3 separate regions of the Homo sapiens genome follow, and regions 1 and 2 are each linked to region 3. A link is a contact called in ENCODE Hi-C or POLR2A ChIA-PET data. All regions are on one chromosome and are shown on one strand. The core of a region is the stretch at or near the end of the contact, and the rest is flanking DNA. Distances in the headings are between cores, read along the strand shown.

The links. A loop is a pair of places that touch in the nucleus more often than their neighbours do. ChIA-PET counts read pairs that join two places held with the same protein, here RNA polymerase II (POLR2A). Pooled maps may share reads with other maps.
Region 1: a pooled map shows a loop between it and region 3 (6-fold over the local background). The contact joins the promoter of TP53BP1 here to the promoter of TTBK2 in region 3. A Hi-C loop is called at or near these places in 7 of 50 pooled maps. POLR2A ChIA-PET finds 5 or more read pairs at or near these places in 3 of 52 experiments (A673, GM10248 and OCI-LY7).
Region 2: a loop to region 3 is called in a pooled map, with 9 times the contacts of the local background. The contact joins the promoter of SERF2 here to the promoter of TTBK2 in region 3. A Hi-C loop is called at or near these places in 7 of 50 pooled maps.

Annotation. Positions count from the first base shown.
Region 1 is chr15:43,491,733-43,494,432 of GRCh38, reverse strand. TP53BP1 (tumor protein p53 binding protein 1) reads left to right here and starts at 1,277. Exons shown (of 28, transcript NM_001141980.3): 1 at 1,277-1,396; 2 at 1,965-2,149; 3 at 2,338-2,431; 4 at 2,680-2,700. The coding sequence starts at 1,390. RefSeq lists enhancers at 836-1,542, 1,543-2,251.
Region 2 is chr15:43,791,018-43,793,717 of GRCh38, reverse strand. SERF2 (small EDRK-rich factor 2) reads right to left here and starts at 1,398. Exons shown (of 3, transcript NM_001018108.4): 1 at 1,335-1,398; 2 at 635-743; 3 at 1-8. The coding sequence starts at 1,341. SERF2-C15ORF63 (SERF2-C15orf63 readthrough) reads right to left here and starts at 1,742. Exons shown (of 6, transcript NR_037673.1): 1 at 1,335-1,742; 2 at 635-743. It overlaps MIR1282 (microRNA 1282), which reads left to right; the gene lies at 1-59. RefSeq lists enhancers at 1-250, 586-915, 704-1,903 and a silencer at 1,636-1,715.
Region 3 is chr15:42,919,425-42,922,124 of GRCh38, reverse strand. TTBK2 (tau tubulin kinase 2) reads left to right here and starts at 1,347. Exons shown (of 15, transcript NM_173500.4): 1 at 1,347-1,687. RefSeq lists enhancers at 726-825, 1,028-1,528, 1,529-2,029 and a silencer at 1,346-1,755.

The DNA.
Region 1 (2,700 bases), core at 28-2,527, 570 kb before region 3:
GTTCCCATAAGTAACGTGTATTCAGACAACATGCTTTGAATTTGGTTTGGAAAATAGGATCACTGTAATTTATAGCAGCAGTGAGAAGACTGGTAGGAAGCTCCACTTCAGCTTTGCCTATATCACGTGCTGAATTGGGCATTTACAGAAATGGAGAATCATGGTTGGGCTGTGCCGAAATAAATCTGAGCCTGGGGTAGAAAGAGAAAACTGCCTCATATTGAATGCCTACTATGTATATGTTTGGCACTGTGCTAGGTGCTTTCCCTATTGACAGCTGCTCTGGCTAGAATTCTATCCTGGATCCAACTGCCACTTAAATAATATACCCCCACCCCTCAACAACAACAACAACAAAACAAACACATATGCCACATGGGGCTTAGTTCATTAAGACTCGTCACAGCTGCCACACCCTCTTTAAGACCCTGGCACCATAATTAGGATAATAGAATCTCTGGGTTTGGAAGTATCTTTGAGGTCATCTAGTTAGAAGGGGTGGCAGCTGTTCTCTTTACCATGGAGTTTGAGAATGACAGTGCTCAATTCTCTCAATGGGAGGTGCAAAATATGTCTGGGGCTGTAGTCTCTGCAGGCAATCCCATAAAAGATAAGGCAACGATAAACAAGTGTGAAGCTTGAAATACGTCCTAGGCGGAAAAGGGCAATGGGAAGAAATATGGCTTACTGGAGCCCTTATACAATGTAAAAACAAACAAATACTAAAAACGCCCTGGCAGAGATGTAATGTCAGGCCCTTGGATTCAGGGTAGAGGCCCACAAAAGGGATCCTGATTGACACAGGTTAACCCTGTGTCAAAGAAGAAAGAGTCTCTTCTGTTGGGTTCACCAGCTCTGAAGTACCTAGCCATCCTCAAGCCGCTTCTTCTTTGCCCTGTTATGAGAAAGCTGGGAAACTCTCTCCTTTTCCAGGAAAGAGGGTGAGGGACGGGGATTAAGGGGCGTGAACGAGAAAAAGCAGGTAGAGGTACTGAAATGTCTGAGTAGTGGTAAATGCAATCGTCCTGGAAGCAGGGGAAGGTATTTCACGCCCTCTCAAGGTCCCTTCGGTTCAAGGATACCGTCATTCTCCGGCTCTACTAAAGGGGAGGGCCTGCAACGTCCATGCTGCCATGGAAACGCGCCGCCGTGTTCCTTTTTCTTACGTGGGGCAGGGCACTCTGCCGCAGCTACCTATCATCCACGGGATTTCTTGAGTGGCGGGCGGCGGCAGCGAATGGACGATCCGATATTGTGTGACGTGACGGGAAAGGGGGAGTTCGCGGCCGGTGGCGGCGGTGGCGACAGCGGCGACCTAGGGATCGATCTGGAGGGACTTGGGGAGCGTGCAGAGACCTCTAGCTCGAGCGCGAGGGACCTCCCGCCGGGATGCCTGGTACTGTTTGGAGAGAAATGGGAGTGCAGTGGGCTCTGAAGGCCTGGATTTCGGGTCTGAAGGGATGGCTGACCGGAGGGGGCGGGGTGGCAAGCATGGCGGCGGTGACGGGGAAGGGGTTGGAGGGCCCTAAGGAGGGGGTGGGGAAACGTTAGCTAAGAAGGCTTGGTGGTCGTGAGGAAAGCTGAAAGGCTGTGGGGCCTCTGGCGAACAGATTTTAGAAAACATTCTTTTGGGGGGAGGTAGAGGCGCCAGAAGGACGTGGCGGGGGGGATGGAAAAAGGGGCGGGGAGAGAAGAGGTTAGGAAGGAGGGGAAAGGGTGTCTACGAGAAGGTGATGAAAAATAGGGAGGGATAGTCAGGCTTATTGTAAATAACGAGGAATGGTGACTTGGTAGGCATGATAGGAAAGTGCTTGCAGCAATTATAAATATAATATTCTAATTGGAGGAGTCCTGAAGTGGTCCCGTTTCCCAGCTCTTGTACTTCCGCCCCATTATTTAGGTTTAGACTGCGTGAGCAAGGCTAGTAGGTTACACGGAACTGATCTTTTGTTATTCCATTCCAGGGGAGCAGATGGACCCTACTGGAAGTCAGTTGGATTCAGATTTCTCTCAGCAAGATACTCCTTGCCTGATAATTGAAGATTCTCAGCCTGAAAGCCAGGTTCTAGAGGATGATTCTGGTTCTCACTTCAGTATGCTATCTCGACACCTTCCTAATCTCCAGACGCACAAAGAAAATCCTGTGTTGGTGAGTGATACCTTGTTTGAAGAAGATTGAGCAGATTTTTTTTTTTAAACCGAAAACCAGCAAACATAAGTATTTAGAAGATCATTACCTTCTCAATAAAGTTGATTGGAAAAATTGTTCACAAATAGTAGGTTTCATTTTGAACTATTTCATATATAATGGGGATATTTTGTATGTGTATTTTCTAGGATGTTGTGTCCAATCCTGAACAAACAGCTGGAGAAGAACGAGGAGACGGTAATAGTGGGTTCAATGAACATTTGAAAGAAAACAAGGTTGCAGGTGAGGTGTTTAAAGCTATCTGTCCCCTTTGCATTTTTTGGGTGCTCTTGTTGGTGCTGGGTGGATTTAAACTTTATGTGGTTGTGTCGAATGTATGTAAGGAAGCCTACTGTGGTATCTGCGTAGTAGTCACTCAAAAGTTGATGTGCTAGTGTCACTGATTAGATTGGTATTGTCTGTATTCCTGATTTTGTATTAAGGTTTGTTGGTAAATGTCTTTCATGCTAATATCCAGTTATTTTTTTCAGACCCTGTGGATTCTTCTAACT
Region 2 (2,700 bases), core at 149-2,648, 870 kb before region 3:
CCGAGTCCCTGGGGGTAGAGATGATGGGGCACTGGGAGGTACCAGAGGGCAAAAAGGACAAGATGCAGGGGGATGAAGGGCACAAAGGATAAGATGGAAGTGGATGGGACTAAGTTCAGCGTTTGGCTGCTGTACTCCCACCCTAGGAGAACAAGAGGAAGAGAGCTGAGGCTCAAAAGGCGACCAGTCTCCATCTGGCTGTTGCCCAAGGGGTCAGAAGTCTGGTGACACAGGCCCAAGGGTCTCTATTCTGTATTGAGGACCACACCCAGCAACACCAGTGAGGAGGTTGGGAGAAGGGAGGAGAACCGAACAGCAAGGAGGGCCAAAAGTACTGGGCTGCCGTAACCACAACTGTATTTGAAATGTGAAGCTCCCTGCCCTTGCCCTTAAGGTCAGACCCAGGGACGCTCAGAAATCAGACTGAGGGCAGGCGCCCGCCCCCGTCCTTTCCTGTAAGGCTGTGAGCTAACAATTTGGAGGGTGGGGAGGAAATAAAACCCTAGAGGAAGCAATGCACTCTGCTCCTCACGACTAGTCCACATTCAAGCCCTGAGGTAGCTCTCTTTCCTTCTATAACCCTTGGTCTAACCCAGGTCTCCACCGTCCCTTTCCCTCCCCTCCCTGGGGCTACCTCTGCTTGCGGGCGGCAGCAGAAAGCCCGTCATCTCGGCGCTTTCCCTTAACCGAGTCGCTCTGCTTTTTCATATTCTTCTGGCGGGCGAGCTCACGCTGGTTACCGCCTAAGGAAAGAAAATTAAAGGTGAGACGCGGGGGCCGCTCTGCCCACACACCGGCGACCCTTCTACCCCAGCGCGGCCAGCAGCAGGATCCAACACCACTTCAATCTCCGGGCCCCGACAACGGCCCATCGAGGCCCAGGCTGCTTGGGGTAGGGGGGAGTGGCGAATCTGCCACGGGCCAGGTCAAAATACGGACTAGAGAAGGGAGGTCCCAAGGGGCCAGCTGGAGGCGTGTTTTGGGGCGGCGTGGGGCCCAAACAGCTGGCAAGGTGTGTGTGGACGGTTTGGGTCTCCGTGGGGGATGGGCTGGCTTGTGGAGTGGGGGCTCTGGGCCTATCACAGGGGCGCTGGCCTTCTCCTTACACCGCGGAAGATCCGGGAGGGCCTATGCCTAACCCGGGAGGGTGGTCCCGTGAAGTAGCCGTGGGCAAAGGGCTCGATTTCCGGGCACCGAGTGTGAGGGTGGCCACAGAGCGCGCCCAGAGAAACGCCTTGCTAGGGAAGCTACGGAAGGTCAAAGCCGGCGCCTCGCCGGTGGTGTTTAGGGTGAACGGAAAGAAAAGGGCAAGGAGAAGGGGGCTCGGTGCTCACGGGTCATGGCGACGGCAGCGGCTCCAACCTGCCTCCGTTACGTCCCCTCGTTCTGTCGGACGTTGCAGGTCCCGCCCCTTCTGGCAACGTAGCACAGTCGTTCCTTTCCTCCCCGCCCCTTCGCGCCCGGGAGCCGGCTCCCATTGGACAAGAAAAAGCACGTGGATCCACGGGTCGTGCTTGAGCCGGGGTGGGTAAGTGGCGGAGGGTCGCAGGCGGAGCGCTCAGCGTGGGGCGGGGCTTCCCGAGTGAGACGTAGGGACGGGCCTGGAGAAACTAGGCCGGGTCACGTGGGCAGGTTGGGGGTGGAGGGGTGCGGCTGGCGATGTGGCGCTCCCGCGGGCTCGAGCACGTGACCGTGCAGAGTGACCTCATGCGGGGACAGTTTGGGGTACTGACAAAGTCGCCCTGAAAGAACGCCCGTAGACAAGAGGGCGGGGTTTCAGCCAGTTCTGTGTTACGAGTACTCTACTACTAAACTTGTGCTTACTTAGGACCACCTCTCAGCCACTTATTTGGACACGAGTTGTTCACAGCTCGCTTAAAATCAAGTACAAACACAACTTCAGAAACCCGCTTCTACTCCCATTGTCCCCTTCCACGCCCCTTCACTGTAGAAAATCGCAGCAACATCTGGTATTTCCTAAAACTCTACCCTGTTCGTTTTCCCCCAGAAACTTTAAATGTGAACATGCAGCTTGGAAGTATTGGAGGACTCCAAAAGTCACAGACTATGGAGTTGGATCAGTGGCTGAGATTAGATAATTCACATATTCGCTTTTCCCCTCTGGAGCTTTTCTTACTGTACCATCGCCACCAGCCACCCGGTTTTGTATTAAGACCCTGGAGGGCCGGGCGTGGTGGCTCACGCCTGTAATCCCAGCACTTTGGGAGGCTGAGGTGGGCAGATCAGAAGGTCAGGAGTTCGAGACCAGCAGCCTGACCAACAATGGTGAAAACCCTAAAAATACAAAAAATTAGCCGGGCGTGGTGGCGCGCCTGTAATTCCAGCTACTTGGGAGGCTGAGGCAGGAGAATCGCTTGAACCCGGGAGGCGGAAGTTGCAGTGAGCCGAGATCGCGCCATTGCACTCCAGCCCAGGCGACAGTGCGAGATCCCGTCTAAAAAAAAAGTTAATAAGAATTAGCCGGGCGTGGTGGCGGGCGCCTGTAGTCCCAGCTACTCAGGAGGCTGAGGCAGGAGAATGGCGTGAACCCGGTAGATGGAGCTTGCAGTGAGCCGAGATCGCACCACTGCACTCTAGCCTGGGCGACAGAGCGAGACTGCATCTCAAAAAAAAAAGAGTTAATAAGAAAGGCTGGGCAAGGTGGCTCACGCCTGTAATCCCAGCACTTTGGGAGGCAGA
Region 3 (2,700 bases), core at 98-2,597:
GCTGTTTTTAAAAAGAATGGCAAGAGGCTGTGGCACTTCCTGAGCAAGAAGAAACAGATTCTATAGGAACAGTTCCAAGATTGAATATAGGATTAGTCATTTACCTTTCTATATTCTTAATCAGCTTTAATGACAATGTCACTTGAGTGAAGAAAAGGATTTAAAGTAAAAATGAAGTTCATAATTCATTACATTCTTTCCATTCATGGCAGAACCCTGGGGATCATTGTGATTCTTAAGTAGAAAGGACATTAGATGTGGGGCGTATGAGAGACCTGAGTTTTGGTTTTGCCACTGATTAGTTTATAGCCTTAGGAAAGCTGTTTAGCGTTTTTCATGTGTTTTCTCTACTGTACACTGGTGGGCAAAGATGGGAGAGGTGCTTAATCTTAAGGTTTTCCTTCGCCAAAGCGACTGACACAACACTAAATAGAAACGCATCCTGCACAGCGTCCTTGCTCCGCCCTCCTCGCTTTTCTTTGAAAGTCTTTGAGCACCTCCCGCATACACTTGCTCAGCATCGCATACTGGTGTGCACCGGGGCTGGCCATTGAGTCTTTAGCTGGTGGTGTTTCACAAAGGGAATGAAATCTTGTTCTTGGGTTGTGAAACCGTAAGGACACTCCGGTCTCCAAGTTGACATTCGTTTATGGAAGTGCCCATCTCCTTTCCTCGTCACACCTAAGGCCCTTCCCCAGTCCCCCAAAGATGATTAGCTTCACGTTAGGCGGTTCTGGGGACGGCGCCAATTTGCGGGATGCTGTCAGCGCTGATGCTGAGGAAGAGGATGGATCCTTAAGGCTTGCAGGGCCTCACGATTTGGGCCCTTCATCGCGACTGCCTCAGTGTGTAATTTCGTATCGTGACAAAGCATTTCCGATTTTATTCCGAAAAGCCCAACCATGGGGTCCCAACCATCCCTCTATAACCAATTTAACTGTCACGCTAGGAGAACACCTATGTGCGCAAACTACTTGTCTCGGAAGCCCTACTTCTCTCCTCGGGACAGGCGGGGAGTTGCGGCTATGGCTGGAACTACGAGGCCCAGAATTCCTAGGCGCATGCGCGCTGCCATTGTGATGCTCCTTTCCCGGTAACTCGCCCTCTCAGGCAAACCTGAAGATAGCGGCAATTCTCCGGTGGGGGGCGGAGACGGTTTCTGCCCGACTCTCCGCCCCCTTCGTGATAGGCAATGGGACTAGCCAACCGACGCTGCGAGTTCGGAACGCACTCTCCAATCAGCACCTGTAGCGGAGAGGTGGGCGTGCGCGCTGGCAGGGCAGGTGGGCTAGGCTGTGTCGGGTTACGAGGGGGGAGAATAACGTCGGGTCGGGTCAGCGGGCTCTGCAGTAGTCGCCGCAGCGGCGATGGGAGCGGTGGGGACGAGGCGGCGGCGGCGGCAGGAGGGGGAGCAGGTGCTGGCACAAGAGCAGCGGCTTGGGGGAGCCGGCAGCAGCAGTAACAGCAGCAGCAGCCGCCGCCGCCGCCGCCAGTAAACGCGGACGGTACCCCAGGGGACTACCCAGCCGGCCGGCCCTGGAAGCCGCGCTCGGGTCCCGCCGCAGTCGGCGGTGGGGGATGGGCAGGCAGTGGCGGTCCCGCCTGCCGAGGGTTAACCCCCGCCGGTCCCGGTCCTGAGCTGGACCAGAGCCCTCCTCCAGAAACCCCTGCGTCCGCCACGGCCCAGGTAGGACACACCCCCCGACCCCCCAGGGCGCCGCCCTCCCCCAGTCTCGACCCCCTCCTCCGGCCGCACCCCTCGCCGAGTGACCGAGCCTGCTGAGGAGGGGAGGGGTACCGGGGACTTTCAGTTCGCTGCAAGCCCGGGGCTCGTGCCAGACCCCGTCACTCTCCATCTCGGAGATCGTTCTGGTTCTGCCCGATTTCCCCGAAGGCTGCCGCCTCGTTTTGCCCCAGGCTTTGGGTGTCTTCACTGAACTTGGAGGGTCACGAAGCTTCGTTCTGCGTCTCTCTCTGTGGGTGACCCACATATCACTTGTACCCATGCCACTTCTGGTACCAGCACCGAACACGAAGGATTCCTAGGAAATCTGAGCGCTTATTTCCCACCCCGCCTCCCCAACTATCATGGAAAGGAACATGGGACTACTGAATCTGTTTGCTGTGTTGTAACGACAGTGAAGGCCGCGACTTTCTTGTACTTAGGGTGCTGAAGTAATGATCTGAGGGATTTGCTCGTCATTTGCTGTGGCAGAGATGATGTTGACACCCTGGGATGCTGTGGGAGGGACAAAAGACTCACGTATATGTTCTGTCAAATCGGAGAAGTAAATAATCCATTGGGATGCCAGGATACTTTATTCTACAGCGAAGTTAATTTTGTATCCGTCGAGGCTACAGTAGAGGTAAAAATGACATTGAGTTGTACTTTGCTTTGAATTAAAGTTGATGGGTAGCAGCAATCCTGGTATTAACTCTTCTCTCTCATCGCTTTAGAAATTATTCTTTCTTTGAACATTAAAGAGGACAGTTTTATTATACACTTCTAATAATGTGAAGATGTTTTGTAATTCAGTAGAAATTGAGTTTCTGTGTGTGTAGGAGGGTCATGTTATGAATGGGCACATGTAGACACACACGCAGAGGGAGGATCCACTCAGTGTGTTTTGTTAACAATGTTTGGTTCTGAGCCATTGATAATAGTTGCATTGGTATCTAAACCCTGATTTGCCACAGTAT